Regions from separate parts of the Homo sapiens genome. Here region 1 is linked to region 2. A link is a loop called in an ENCODE intact Hi-C map of the cell type or tissue named here. Cell type or tissue: HCT116. All regions are shown on one strand. Each heading gives the region's core, and the rest is flanking DNA. Links, peaks and the distances in the headings are about the cores only. Region 1 overlaps LRRK2 (leucine rich repeat kinase 2). Region 2 has its middle 70 kb from the start of CNTN1.

Region 1 (7,851 bases), core at 1,025-6,024, 290 kb after region 2:
GAAAATATAAGACTTTTGCTTGCTATTAGTCTCTTCTTCTGTTTGAGTATATAATTTACCATAAACCTAATCATGTTAGATATTAAGGTTAAAAAAGAAAATTTGGGGCTAAGAGTTAGAATGAATACAATTTTGTCTTGGAAAAGATGACGGGTAATATTAAAGTCCAACCTTCTGGAGACTGACCCACGCAATCACGAGCAACTAGAGTTGGACATTTCAGGCAAAGAGTAAAAGATAGTTAATATAAAAAAACAGTGTAAAGTTTTCATCTCAACCAGGTCTTATCCATTCTGGAAACATGGTCAAAGAGCTTACCGCATCTCAGCTACTAATGTTATTATCACATTAGATGTCTATAAAATTCTGATTTCCAACTCTGTCTTCTCTGCCCCATGATGTCAAATTGACTACAGCATTTCATGTGATGTCACAGGTATGTTATAACCTATGTTGAAAATAATTTCTCACAAGACTTAATGGAGTTAAATTTAAATCCTTTGCTTATTCGTGACTGTTGGTTTTGGCTCACATTATATCAATTAATAGTTACTCCATCACCTAGCACCAATCACTTCTGGAAGGATTAGAAGCAGAGCAGCAACGATACCCTGAACTTTCAATTGTATGAGGGCCTGGAGAGTACATATTATTTAACTGCATCAACTAATACAGCTGAAGATTCTCTCTCTTCCAGGATGTAGTCGGGACATTTGACATTAGGCCCATTCATTTCAATATACCTATTTTGGGCTGAAAAAAATAAGATAAATACACTAATGAAGTTGACCTTCACAGTAAGTAATGGGCTTGAAAGAAAAATTTACCAAGGGATTACTGAAAGGCCATTAGGTACTCTTCCCCTGCTGAAGAGAAAAGCTGAGAGATTAAGAATAAAAAAGCTAAAGCCAAGTCATACATCATTGAATAGTATCCAAATCCTTTATAAGACATGCCTCTTTAAGTATATTTATAGAACACAGACTCTTTCAGAATACTTTCCAAAGGCTAAAAAGAAATAGTTAAGCTTAATTTGAAATAATGTCAGTGGCAAAGAGATAATATCTTGGTTAGTTAAAATGTTCAATTATAGAATTTAATCTTAAGAAGTGCAGTTCTAATAGCTTTTAATAGACTAGCAAAATAGCTTTTGAAATAATAAGTAAAGATTTTTCCTTCCTGATAATAATTTAGCCATAATTTATGCATTGTGTAACCATGACTATTGTCAAATATTTTATTAAAACAAACTGGTTTATATTAAGTTAAACAGTCATTCTTTGATTGTGATTATTGTAAGAGTTGCTAAGAGACTTCTTTCTTCATAGCTTAAAGTAAACTTTATCTGATTCTGAATAGAATTATTCCAAAAATAGAATGCATTCATTTATTTGACAAATATGTACTAGGTATCTATGAGGGCCAGTCATTTAGTATACAAAGCCATCTTTGTATCTCTGCTCCCTTGAGGGTGTCACAATCCAGAAGGATTGTGCTCAGACAGTCCTCAAACAGGTGTTTAATCAAGATTCCAGAAATATGTAAGTACCACGTGCTAGGGAAGCACAGAGGGAGAAAAACACTGAGGTAAAGACAGCAAAGTTGACTCTCCTACTAGACTGTAAGCTTTCAACCTCAAGAACAATATAATATCTAGCTTTCCCTCTTTAGCACCTAAGTCAATGTCTTGCACAGAGTGTCTGCAAGAAACACAAGTTGGAGAAGCTAACACTTCATGACACACTTGAGCTTCATAGTAGAGATGGTTTGTGAAGAAATTCTTAAGGAAAATGAGCTCTCTAGGCAGACAACTTGGTGGAAAGAGAGGAATAACAAATACAATGATGGACAGACATGAGCATAACTGAAAATTCAAGCCTGTCATCACGGCTAGAATGCAGTGTGGGCAGTGGGGTGGCAGGGGCCGCAAAGGGAAGCAAGAGGCATACAGAAAGATCTTTGATGCTATGCCAAGAAGTTTGGATGCACTTTGCAGATAATTGAGAACTGTCAAGGAATTGCAAGCATAAACAGATTTTTATTTTAGAAAAGAAATTCTGATAATTCCCTGGACATACTGAACCAAGACAGCAGGAGTGGCATAAAAATAAATGAATTGACTAAAAAGATAATGTAAAATAGAGTCAAGGACCTGGTGGACAAATGCATACTTGCTTTCGGGGGAAGGTGTTTGGCCTGGATGGGACAAGTATCCTGGCCTGGCAACTGTGGGATATAACAGAAATAACAGATTCATAGTGGGTGATGTACCAAGGCAGTACATTCCATTTTGAAGATATTGAAACACAGAAACATACAGAAAATGCAGTTGACTGTATTTTCATAAGTTTTATAGAATTATGATAAAGAGTTCAAACGAAGTGGATTGAATTGGAGAAGTAAGCTAACAGTTAAAAGCAAGATGGAGGAAGAGAGAGCATGTAACGTGAAGAAAGTTCTTGTATGTCACTCTAAACAGCTCCAGCATTTAAGGGACTCCAAAGGAGCATGATTTTATTTCCTGTGCTGAAACATACTTGGAAAAATAAACCTTAATGCTGAGTTTTTAAAATATACTTAGTGCTGGTAGAAGATTGATAGCTACTGAAATCTACTAGCCTTTTGTGATACAAAATCCAGAAAGCTTTTCTGGCATTATGCTAAGAACAAATTAGGCAAATTATTTTAAAATATGCTGACATTTCATTTACTTCATCAGAAACTGCTGGATTTGTTATTTAAAGTAAGGTTTCAGAGAACTAGAATAAGTCATTTTAGAGATAAGGTGTTTCGAACAGTGTTAAAAAATAGCAATTCTTCACTTTATAAATAAACACTTTGGGGATTTGTGGAAGAATTAGGGAAAAACTAGAACCTAGAGTTAGTTAAATGAAGGAAAGAGGGCACTGAAATACAGGAGACTATTCTGCACTTTACCTAGATTAATGTAACCCAAGATTCCCCCTGGTGTTCAAAAGCAGAAACATCAACTCAAATCCAAATCCCTGCACCCTGTTTCATTTCATAATCTGTACAGTTTTCAGTAGTTTCTGGACCCTTTCAGGAAGGAACATTTCTGGATACTACCTAAAAGGCATATTCATAGCATTTCAGAAGAGAAAGAAGAGAAGGAAAGTTGCATACACTGCTTGGCTTCTATGCCCCAGGCACTGTTTTCCTTCTTTCCTCCTTTCTCCCCCTTCCCCTACTGTCAACACAGTAATTCTGAAGGCTTACTATTTTAGGAGCTAGAGATACAATGGCAAACAAGACGAAAAGTCCCTTCTTTCATGGTACTTAGATTCTGATGGCAAGACAGACAATAAATAAGTTTTTAAAAAATGAAAACATAAAGAATCCTAGGCAGCAATAGTCCTATAGGGGCTGGAGAGACAAAGGGTCGTTGCGGACATCCTCTCTGCTGAGAGTCCTAAATGAAAGGATTCAGAAAGATTCAGATAATCCTTTATAATAAGTAGAGAGCACATCTGGGAGTCAGACATTCCTGAGTGAAATCAACAGCAGATATAAAGCCTCTGGTATCTGCAAGGAACCTCAGGGATGGGAGTGGCTGAGCACTGTACCCAAGAAATAAGGCAGGGGAGGGGTAATAACAGGAACAAGTCCTGATCCAACTTTCATGTTAGAAAAATCACTCCAGAGGCTGGGTGAGGAATGGGACTATCATGAGACAGAGGTAGAAGCAGGGGACCAGTAGGCAATGAGAGATGATACTGGCTCAGATTTAGACGTTAGTGAGAGAAATTGTTAGAAGCATTAAGATATATTTTGGTGGCAGAGCTGAAAAGATTTGCTGAAGGATTAGCTGTGAAATGAGAGAGGAAGAAAGGAATGTAAGGTGACTCTCAGGTGTAACAGGGTGACTGGGGTTGGGGAGCAATGGCAGAGGGGACATCAAGAGTTTCATCTGGAATGTCTCCAATTATTACAGAAGTCATCATAATTTTATGCATTAAATATTAGTCATGGTTCACAGACTATTTAAAAAATGGGAATCAGAGATATAAAATCACAGTTACTAAATGTGTGGAATAGTGATGAATCCCAGGCCTTTTGTCTTCAAAGACCACAGCCTTTCCACTCCAGTGTGCTCCCTCTCCAAAGCTTGCTCTGGATGCAGGGTTAGGTGTGCCTCTGAGACATGTGAGATGGTCATGCCGAAGAATCCAACATGAATCACTCTAGTCCCCTTGAGAAGTATGGACTCATCTTTCCTCATTGGAATCATGTAATTGACACTTACTTTGATACTGTGAAGCCTAACTTATACATTTTTATAGAAGGCAGATCAGTACAGGGTTAAGATGATGGGTTCTAGAGCAGAACTTGTGGGTTCAAAGTCTATTACTACTTGCTATGAGGTTCTGCATGGTTTCCATACTCTTATTTTCTGAAATTACAAAATTTGATCAGGGAAATGGTAGTTTTCATCCAAATTGTTTATAAATTGTTACTGGGGCACAGTGTTACTGGGAAGTGTTCTCAGAACCTGAGAGCAAGTCTGGATCACACTTGTCATGCACTGAATAGAAAACAACATGACCTACTTACCTCAAACCATCAGCTACGTGGAGTGCAATCCTGTGCTGTAGGGTTCTAGTGAGGCTGGCTTTGTCCTGCTGAAGCAGGCGATCCAAGGAACCCTTGGAGGCTAACTCCATCACCAACATCCGGGGACGAATCCCAGCTGCCAGCAAAGATATCAAACTGGGGTGGTGGAGGTGGCAAAGCACCACAAGCTCCTGCAAAAGTCCAAAATCATGTAAGAGTAATTCAACATCAGGTTTTACCCACGTATCTCCTTCTTTAAAGTGCATCAACAGGCTGAACATGGATTTCTCTGTATGACTGGATCATAGCAAACTTTCCATTTCTTCTCTGAGTTTTTTTTCCCGTATTTTCAGTAATAAAAAGCTGGTTTTGAAACTACAGTTGACCTATGGACAACATGGGATTGAAGTGCATGAGTCCACATATACATAAATTTTCTTCCACCTCTGCCACTCTTGAGACAGCAAGACCAACCTTTCCTCTACCTCCCCCTCCTCAGCCCACTCAATGTGAAGATGATGAGGGTGAAGACCTTTATAATGATCCACTTCTACTTAACGAAGATTAAATATATTTCTCTTCATTATGATTTTTTAAATAAAATACTCTTTTCTCTAGCTTGCTTTATGGTAAGAATGGAGTATATAATACAGATAACATATAAAACATGTGTTAATCAAGTGTTTATGTTATCAGTAAAGCTTCCAGTCAACAGTGGGCTATCAGTGGTTCAGTTTTTTGGGGAGGTCAAAAGTTATATGCAAATTTGTGACTGCACAAGGGGTCAGCACCCCAACCTTTATGTTTTTCAAGGGTCAACTGTACTGTCAGAATTAAATTTTTAAGTTCTATTTTTCCTTTGGCTCTGTTTTTATCAGACATTTAATGCAGAAACAGTGCACACAGTGTAGTCATACTAACAGGCCACGTCAAACTCATCTACTGAATTCTGGTTAGCCACAGTATCCTTCTCAGCCCAGGATTCTCTATAGCCACTACTAATCAGCTGCAACTGGCATATGAGGTAAAACCTGCTTATAATCTCTGGTTTAACGACTACAAAAGTTTACCGAGGATAATGCTCAATTTTAAAAAAATACATATCATCCCCTCCTGAAAACTCTCTAATGACTTCCCATTTCCCTTAGATGAAAATCCCATCTACTTCCACGGCCTCAGCACCTGATCTGATCATGCCCCAGGCCTTCCAGACCTTCTCGTCTCCCCCTCCTCTTCAATCACCACCCTTCAGCCACATTGGCATTCATTCAATCCCAAGCTGTGCCCAGCTTCTTCCCATCATAGGGTCTTTGCCTGTGCTGACCCCTTTCCCTAGAAATCCCTCCACCCTTCACATGGCTGAAGTCTTGCCATTCAGATCTTATCTCAAATATTACCACATCCTCAGAGAGGCCCGCCATGGGCCACCCTTACTAAGGCAATCCCTGGCTGCAACAATCTCTCTGCAATTCAAAAAAAGTCCGAGATATCATTTTGGCTTGGACAGAGGGATTGCCTTAGTAAGGGTGGCCCATGGCAGGCCACTCCGAAGATGTGGTAGTATTTGAGCTAAGATCCAATGGCAACAACCCTCTCTGTGGCCCACATCATGTGAGACTTCACAGCCTCTTTTATGACATTGTTGGGCTTGAATTCCAGATTCGCTTTATACTGTATATTGCACTTTACTCTGAAACTGTAACTCTGTTGAAATGTATAGCTTGTGTGATGTTAAATTGATTCATGCTTTAAACTGTGATTGCTGCAGAAGCACTGCTTCTTAACAACCAGCTTCAAAGATGTGGAGTAGCGGCGCCCACTGATTTATCAGGAAACTGAAACATGGAGAATTCTGCAAGCTGAAGAAGAAAGGCTGAACACCCTGAGAGGGGATTTTCCAAGAACAAAGCTTCAGACTGTGATCATATTTGCTTAGTAGATAAAATCTTTTTTTTAATGCCCATGTCAGTTGGTTAGAACTGATGAGAAGGAGTTAAGTTAGCTCTGCTTGTTTTCATAGGCACAGACAGAGGTCTAATCCAAATTTTCTATCCTGGAAAAGCAACTCACTAATTGCAAAGAAAAAACAGCGTAATAGTACAGTATAATATAGATCTGCCCCATGACTACTGGTAGAATGACCGTCAAATGTCATTTTTCTTTCTTTTTGTTGTTGTCTTTTTCTTTTTTTTTTTTTAAGAGAAGAAGCACATTATGCACACCCCTTTTTTTTTAATTTCTTCCACCATTCCCTTAGTTTGCCTCCCTGCTTATACACTAATTGGCTCTGTAGACATTTTTAATGTACTAATTTCCACCATAGCTCCCCAAACACATGGTGTAAAATTTGAAATGCATGCTGACAGCAAGGCCAAAAAATCAATTTATATAAGAAATTACCTACACATTAAAAGAGATTATGTCAGATTTGATTCACAGATAAGCTTCTATATATAAAATGTTCAATTTGGTTCTAGAACTACAGTGTGACTGTTGTTACTAATAATTAAAATGCCCCCAGGATATTTTGTACTCACATGAAATCTTCTATTACTCAGAGTACTTAAAATATTATAACTATGTATTTTTTAAAGGTTACAAAATTTACTTAGTGTAGCCACTAAGAATTTTTTGTAATAAATCAAGGGAAAAGTAAGGATATATAGATTCCAAAAATACAGTTGAGTTCTGGTATAAGATGGAAGAATTCACATTTAATTTTACTTCCTCTCTCACCCTGTTTCTATCTCTCATTCCTAATGTCAATAAAGACTCAAAAAAAGAAAGAAATCCCCAGTAGAATCCAAACAAGAGAGAATACAGGAATAACCACTGTTAACTAACAGTGTATATTCCCCTTCCTTTCCTCCTTAGAGTACTGAGTTACTCAACCCTCACCCATGCAGCCCCTGGACTTTAGTTCAGGGGGAAGTGACCCCAACATCAGCCTCTCAGAAAAGGTGGGAATATTCTAAGTAACAGCACCCTCAGGGCCACAGTGATCAGTTTGGTAACAAAGGCCTAAAGCCAATTAGCACAAAGCATTGCCCTGAACATAGTGCTTGTTGAGAAAAGCACAGATGACTCACTGGGGCTGAGAGACATCTATTTATTTAATGGGTTATTATGTAGGCCATTTGATTCCTTTGAAATACAAGTACTCAAAAGAGGTACCCTCTTTCCTTCTGTACTTGGAATAAGTACTCGTGAAGCCTGGAACCAGTTTATCACAATGGGAAAAGCCATTCTGAAGGAATTAAACCAATATACCAAGGTTAA
Region 2 (7,851 bases), core at 1,548-6,547:
GAATTATTTATTGCTCTGGTCTACCCTGATCCCATCTACCTCACTTTATTTGAATAATGGGAGTTGGGAGAAAGGCTAGAAGAGTAGCCTTCTGACAACTTCAAAATCAATATGAATGAAGAAAAGACATGATTTTCCTCTTTTCTGGTCGATATGCATTATAGTTTGGATGTTTGTCTCCTCCAAATCTTGTGTTGAAATTTGATCCCCAATGTTGGAGGTGGGGCCTAATGGGAGGTGTTTGGGTCATGGGGGTGGATCCGTTGTGAAGAGATAAATACCCTCCCTGGATGGGGAAGTGAGTGAGTTCCCACTCTTTCAGTTCCCAGGATATCTGGTTGTTAAGAAGATCCTGGCATCTCCGTGATTTCCACATCTGCCAGACCCCCTTCCCCTTCCACCATGAGTGGAAGCAGCCTGAGGCCCTCACCAGATGACTACTCTTCCAGCCAATCAGAATCATGAGCCGAATAACTTTTTCCCCTATAAATTACCCAGTCTCAGGTATTCCTTTATAGCAACACAAATGGACTAATATAGAACCTGAAACTCTAATGAACAGATTGGCAGTGGGGGAAGGATGAAAGATCTCACAACCTTCTTTCAGGTAGTGTGTTGACTCTCTTCCTCTTAAAAAGGAAGGGGGAGGGCAAATCACTATTGTTACCTTACTCCAAATTCCATCAAACATACAATTAATAGAAATGTCTAAAGTTCCTGCAAGTAGATTATCTGTCAGGCAGTAGATTGCCTCCTGGTCTTTTCAGGATCTTCCCAGGAATCTAAGTGTTAAGTTGGGTATGAGGAGGTTGCATTAGATATTGCTTCCCATTTTGCAGACCAGGAATTTTAATAGCAAATTTATTCAGTGTAATTTGTTTCTTGGTGAAGTTAAAATTCTGGAAACAGAACAACAACGTGACCAATCTGAAATAGCATTACCAAGGTAAGTTTTTGTTTTTTTTGTGTGTTTTTTTTTTGTTTTTTTTGGCGGGGTGGGGGGTAAGGAAGGGTTTACTCTAATGGTCTTCTTTTTGCTCTTTAACTGGTAATTATCTAACTCTGTCTTTGCACCTGGAAGTGAAAGAATTCAGCCTTATGTGAGGGAGAATGTCCGCCATGACCCAATTCTCATCCTCCACTGCATAACTCCTGAAAGCGCTGATTGATTTCAAAGAGAGTGCTGTAAAGAGATCCTCTGTGATGTGAAGAGAATTAGAATTGGGCACAAAGGTAGAAGTGTAACTGATGCTAAAAATAGCTCATGCTTTGGAAAGTTGATTAATCCAAAGAAAAGAAGTTATTAAAATGTTCAATTAGAATTTCTGCAGCTTGCAGATTCTATTTTTAATTTCTAAAGCATTACATATGTAAAATGCAGGAGGATGTGAATCTTACTAGGATCAGAAAACAGAGAGGAAAGGGCAAAAGCTTCCTTTAAGCAGCAAACATAGGCAGAATTTGATAGCAGTAGGAGTAATTATTACTGCAGGTGTCCTAGTCTGATATGTCTCTTCATTATTATGACTTTTTTTTTTTTTTTTTTGACAGAGTCTTGCTCTGTCACCCAGGCTGGAGTGCAGTGGCGCAATCTCGGCTCACTGCAAGCTCCACCTCCCAGGTTCACGCCATTCTCCTGCCTCAGCCTCCTGAGTAGATGGAACTACAGGCGCCCACCACCAAGCCTGGCTAAGTTTTTTGTTTTTTTTGTTTTTTTTTTTTTGAGTAGAGACGGGCTTTCACCGTGTTCGCCAGGATGGTCTCGATCTCCTGACCTTGTGATCTGCCCGCCTCGGCCTCCCAAAGTGCTGGGATTACAGGCGTGAGCCACCGCGCCCGGCCGACATTTTTTTTTTTTACAACTTGTATTTCTTTAGAATTCCAGAAATTATTTTAAACATGAATTTTATAAGTTTGATATCCTAGTTTTGAAATAACATGACATTTATTCTTATTATATACGTCTTGAGCACATTAAACAAAGGAGCCATGTAACTCTAAATATTAATCAGTAATATAAAAATCAAATCACCCCTGGAAATAGCACAATCATCTATATACGGTGGCTCAATCTAGAAACCTTAGAGCCCACTTGATTCCTTCTTCTCCCTTATTCCCCACAACCAATCACCAAGTCCAGCAATGTTGCCTCTTTAATAACATTCAAATCAATCTACTTCTCTCCATCCCCATGGTTACAGCCCTAGTCCAATCTATCAAAAGCACTTGCTGAGACTATTCCGATAACCTCCCTACACTTCCTCAAACCTACTTGTGCTCTTCTCCAATCCATTCTCTATTTTAGGGTTACAGTAATGGATCAAATCCACATCTGATTATTTTATCACTCTTCTTAAAAGCTGCTGCTGACTTTTCCCTACTGTTGGGTAGAGTCCAGCATCCTCAATAAGGCTTTAAAGAGTCTGAACTATCCACTCCCCTTCCTAACTCTCCACCCTCATTTGAGTGTCCTTCCCCTTACTCTCTCTGCTCCACCACACTGAACTAGTGATTCCTTGAATTAATAGATACCATCTTCTGAGTGGTTTTTCACATGTTCTTTTTTTTTCTACCTAGAATTTCTGCCTCCCCTCTCTTTGTCTAGATGGCTTCTATTCATTCTTTAGATCTGTTTTAGCATTCAGGAAATCCTCTATCACATGTAAAAGATATATGTCCTATAGATCTTTATAGCATTCAACATACAATAACTCTTCATTTAATTTCTCCTTATCCTTCTATAGTCTATGATAGCAGTGATGTGCTTGTTATTTACTCAGCACATTAGATATAATGCATGGTGAATTATCTAATAGTTATTTACTGGATGAATGATTGCATGAGGTGACATATAGAAACTCAAAGAAGAGGGTCTTTCTGTGTGAAAGAGAATGAAAGGCAGAAAAGCCTCCAGAAGGAGTTACATTTGCGATGGTTCTTGAAAAATAAATAGATATTTTTCAACTCAAAAGAGCTGCTGGATTACTCATAGACCTGGGATTGGCATGAGCAAAGGCACTGATGTGATTGAAGTGTTTGGGAAGTGGGGAGTTTATCATGACTAGAGTAGATAATGGAGGGGGAAGTGATTGTAGTGAGTTAGTGACGCTAATTCAAATGTAGAATGTTAAAGGCTTTTATGCCAGCCTAAGTAGTTCAATTCCAACAGGATAGCAAAATGATCCCAATGATTAATAAAACTACACAGGTGTTAGTGCATCACTATTGAGAGCACCTGATACAGCAGCACATACCTTTCCTTATATTTCTTATTTTTTTTTTAGTCAGTTGGTGTCAAGTGAATTAATTCATTTTCAAACATAAAAGTCTTCATCATAACTCAAATTACATACATTCTATGTTGATTGTAAGATTCTAAGGTTAAAGTTAAGTAATTTTCTAGGAAAGAAAAGCCTTTTTTTTTTCTTTGAGACAAGTTCTCGCTCTGTTGCCCAGGCTGGAGTGCAGTGGCCTGATCATGGTTCACTGCAGCCTCAAACTCCTGGGCTCAAGCGATCCTTCCACCTCAGCCTCTCAAGTAGCTGGGACCAAAGGTGCATGCCACCATGCCTGGCTAAATGTTTTTTGTTTTTGTAGAGAAAGGGGTCTTGCCATGTTGGCCAGGCTGTCCTCGAATTCTTGGCTTCAAGCGATTCTCCCATCTCTGCCTCCCAAAGTGCTGGTATTACAGTCATGAGCCACAAAGCCCAGCCCTATCATTTTTCATTCAAAAAATTTCCAATTTGAGTTTTTTCTTTTCTGAAGATATCCCTTTATCTAGTGGAATTTTCCCATTGAATCTATGAACTGGAAGTGTTTGAAATAAACAGATACAAATGCCAAATGGGAAAGTCATTGATGATGTAAGTGTATTTCAGAAACAATCATATTTTAATACCTCTAAATAGGGGCAAGATTTAAAAGTAACCATGCAAGAAGACAACTCTTTGCTGCCATCTGGTGGCAGCCCTTTTTGCCATCAGACTATCTCTTGAGGTCCCACTTTTAAGTCTCTGTGAAGAAAATAGGCCAGTAAAACCAAGAGTTAAGCAGTTTTGAGAACCCAAGAGAAATTGCTCCATCTGGGATAAGGCTTCTCTGGTCACTACAATTCTTGAAATGCTCAACGGTTCCCCTACTTAACAACTAGGAGGTGGAAATACAGTAGGATTCACAATACGAGGGATGTTAACAAACTCCTTTGACATAAGGCAGGGCTGACTGGGAATCTTGATTGGAAACCCAAAACTCCTTGGAAACTCCCTCTGACCAGAGAGGCTTCTTCTGGTCCATCTTCTCAAATTGCTTCCTTGTATTAACAAAATACGCTCCTTGACTATTCATCAACTCATTAATTTAACAGACGGCTGGGATAATGTAGTAAACAAAGGAGTTATGCAGCTTGCATTGTAGTGAGGGTGACTGACAGACAAATAAATGAGATAGATAAATAAGCAGTTGCAAACTTTAATAATAGTTTTGAAGAGAGCAAGGGTCAGTGGTCATGGAAGGCCTCATGATGATGTAGCACTGCAGTTGAGACCTAAAAAGAAGATAATGAGCTAGTCACGGAAAAAAATTGAGATGAGTGCATTTTAGACAGAAGAGAGAGTGTGTCCGGTCTCAGTGACTTCAAGAATGAAGCTGTGGACCCTCGCAGTGAGTGTTACAGCTCTTAAGGTGGCGCATCTGGAGTTTGTTCCTTCTGATGTTCGGATGTGTTGGGAGTTTCTTCCTTCTGGTGGGTTCGTGGTCTCGCTGGCTCAGGAGTGAAGCTGCGGACCTTCTCAGTGAGTGTTACAGCTCCTAAGGCGGGCGTCTGGAGTTGTTCATTCCTCCCGGTGGGTCCCTGGTCTCCTTGGATTCAGGAGTGAAGCTGCAGACCTTCATGGTGTTACAGCTCATAATGGCAGTGTGGACCCAAAGAGTGAGCAGCAGCAGGATTTATTGCAAAGAGCGAAAGAACAAAGCTTCCACAGTGTGGAAGGGACCCCAACGGGTTGCCACTGCTGGCTAGGGCAGCCTGCTTTTATTCTCTTATCTGGCCCTACCCACATCCTGCTGATTGGTAGAGCCCAGTGGTCTGTTTTGACAGGGTGCTGATTGGTGCCTTTACAATCCCTGAGCTAGACACAAAGGTTCTGCACATCCCCCCCAGATTAGCTAGATACGAAGTGTTGATTGGTGCATTCACAAACTCTGAGCTAGACACAGGGTGCTGATTGGTGTGTTTACAAACCTTGAGCTAGATACAGAGTGCCGATTGGTGTATTTACAATCCCTTAGCTAGACATAAAGGTTCTCCATGTCCCCACCAGACTCAGAAGCCCAGCTGGCTTCACCCAGTGGATCCCTCACCGGGGCTGCAGGTGGAGCTGCCTGCCAGTCCCGCGCGGTGCGCCCGCACTCCTCAGCCCTTGGGTGGTCAATGGGACTGGGCACCATGGAGCAGGGGCCGCGCTCGTCGGGGAAGCTCGGGCGACACAGGAGCCCACGGAGTGGGGAGGAGGCTCAGGCATGGCGCGCTGCAGGTCACGAGCCCTGCCCCGCAAGAAGGCAGCTAAGGCCCAGCGAGAAATTGAGCACAGCAGCTGCTGGCCCAGGTGCTAAGCCCCTCACTGCCCCGGCCGGTGGGGCCGGCCTGCCGCTCCGAGTGCGGGGTCCGCCGAGCCAACGCCCACCCGGAACTCGCGCGCAGCCCCGGTTCCTGCCCGTGCCTCTCTCTCCACACCTCCCCGCAAGCTGAGGGGCCTTGGCCTTGGCCAGCCCAGAAAGGGGCTCCCACAGTGCAGTGGCGGGCGAAGGGCTCCTCAAGTGCCGCCAACGTGCGAGCCCAGGCAGAGGAGGCGCCGAGAGCGAGCAAGGGCTGTGAGGACTGCTAGCACGCTGTCACCTCTCAATAGCATGTGCAAAAGCAATGAGCTAGGATAGAGCTGGAACACTCAGTATCCAGAGATACTAGAGATCTGTAGTGGGAGTATGTCGTGGTGGGAATAGAGAAAATTGCAGCTAGGCCTAGATAATGCAGGGCCTTTAGGCCACTGAAAAGACTTAGGATTTTATTTCGAGTTCAATGAGTAAACATTGGGAAGCTTTAAGCAAAATAATGGCATGATGCAATTTACATTTTCGGTTTAGTCATTGCTGGCAATCAATGTATTGTAAGAGGACAGGAAAGAAAGTTTATAAAAGTGAATTAGGAATTTAACACCATGATCTAGGAAATAGGTGTTGGTACTTTGTACTTTGTGATGACAGGAGACTTTCAGAGAAATGAGTAGATCCAAAAATCTTTTGAAAGTCAAATCAATGGGACTTAGGTGAATAAAGAAAAGGGAAGACATTTTGATCATGAGCAATTGACAGGAGGGTGGTATTGCCACTTTTTGAGATGAAGAAGAATGAAACGGAAAGATGAATTGGTGGAAAATGAAAGATGTCTGTTTTGGAGACTGTGCCTTTGAGACACCCTTGTGAAAATACTGTGTAGGAAGAAGTTTTGAGAGTGCTTCCCAGAAGGAAGATCTGGACTTGAAATGTAAATTTAGTAGTGACCAGCATAAAGATATTACTTTAATCCACAATTATTGAAAATATCACCTAGGGAAGCTATAGCAAAAGAAGACAAGACAAACCAGACTATAAGAATCATCCCGTTAGATGGCCTTAACATGTTTTTTTTTGTTTTTTTCCCTCAGCCCACTAACTGTGACCATATAGTACCCCATTCATATTATTTCTAAAGTCCCCAGCTCTATACCAAAATGTGATCTCTATCCCACTGTAGGGGCCATGGGAAAACGTCCCCTTTGCCCTCTGAAGTTTCACTAAAAATCAACAGACAAAAGACAGATTAATAAGAGAAGAAGCACACAGATGTATTAATGTGCATGGGGTAAAAATCACAGAGTGATTCCCCACTCACACAATGGGGTACAGATACTTATATACCCTTCTTATTAGGAGAAATGGAGATGGGGAAATGTGGATGATTTTAGGTGGGTAGTATGGGATTTTTAGGGAAATTCAATAGACTTAAAAAACATACAGGGGCCTGGGACAAAGTCTGTTGGACCTGCAGAGCAGTAGTTTGCAAATGTGTGCAGGTGTGTTGAGACTTTCATCTTCATTCTGGCCAAAGGAGTTCAGTTAATGAAAACTCAGGAAGGGACCAGAGGTAATTGCTTTCTTCTTTGGTGGGTCCGGACTTTTGCCAGATAAGGGAACTTCAAGAACATTTTTATTCTGCACATTGGGAGAGACAGAGATTGAGAGACAGGAGTTGGAGGAGAGTCAGAGAGATCTTGAGGCTTCTTCAGTTTTCCATGTCAAAGTACCATATTCTGGGGTATCAGTCTCTAAGCCCCAATATCATCTTCCACGTTTGACCTCTAACCTACTCCTGTCTCAGAATCTATCAGTAGCCAGTTTAGGCTTATTGGATTTTTTCTCTGTGAACCCCAAATCCTGGGTATATTGCAGAGAGAGTTTTGAATTTAAGCAAATGTTCCTTCTGGCCTCTGACTGGGATCAGCAGAGCTTAAGACTGCTTCAGCAGATTGAGTGACCTAGAGATTTCAGTGAAGAAATGTGTTATGAAAAAGCTTCATAAAAAATGACATTCCTCAGATTCCAATCTTAGAAGTCTGCTCATTTTAAAAACTAGGAAATTGCTAGTAAAAAGAAAATAAATACATGAAAGTACATGAAAGTAGTACACCCTGTTCATTATTTTACATTGCTTCAATTAATGCCATTATGCTATGTGGGGAGGTTATATATATATATATATATATATATATATATATATATGAAATAGGAGAGAGATATATAAAATAGGATATATATATA

What was found. Peaks named below come from ENCODE experiments on the same cell type or tissue, not always from the same donor. Only the 100,000 strongest peaks of a DNase experiment are listed, where the experiment ranks them.
Region 1: it touches region 2 in a loop (4-fold over the local background); 3 of 110 quality-filtered maps call a loop at or near these places.

What each region holds. Positions count from the first base shown.
Region 1 is chr12:40,331,879-40,339,729 of GRCh38, reverse strand. LRRK2 (leucine rich repeat kinase 2) reads right to left here. Exons shown (of 51, transcript NM_198578.4): 40 at 4,573-4,763. Among named protein-coding and RNA genes, the nearest start is that of MUC19, 58 kb to the left of the region's middle. In HCT116, for the core only: a CTCF peak has its summit at 2,997 (motif pointing left); no DNase peak of the experiment used is centred there.
Region 2 is chr12:40,618,547-40,626,397 of GRCh38, reverse strand. No RefSeq gene overlaps it. Among named protein-coding and RNA genes, the nearest start is that of CNTN1, 70 kb to the left of the region's middle. In HCT116, for the core only: a CTCF peak has its summit at 3,970 (motif pointing left); DNase peaks (open chromatin) are centred at 3,937 and 4,249.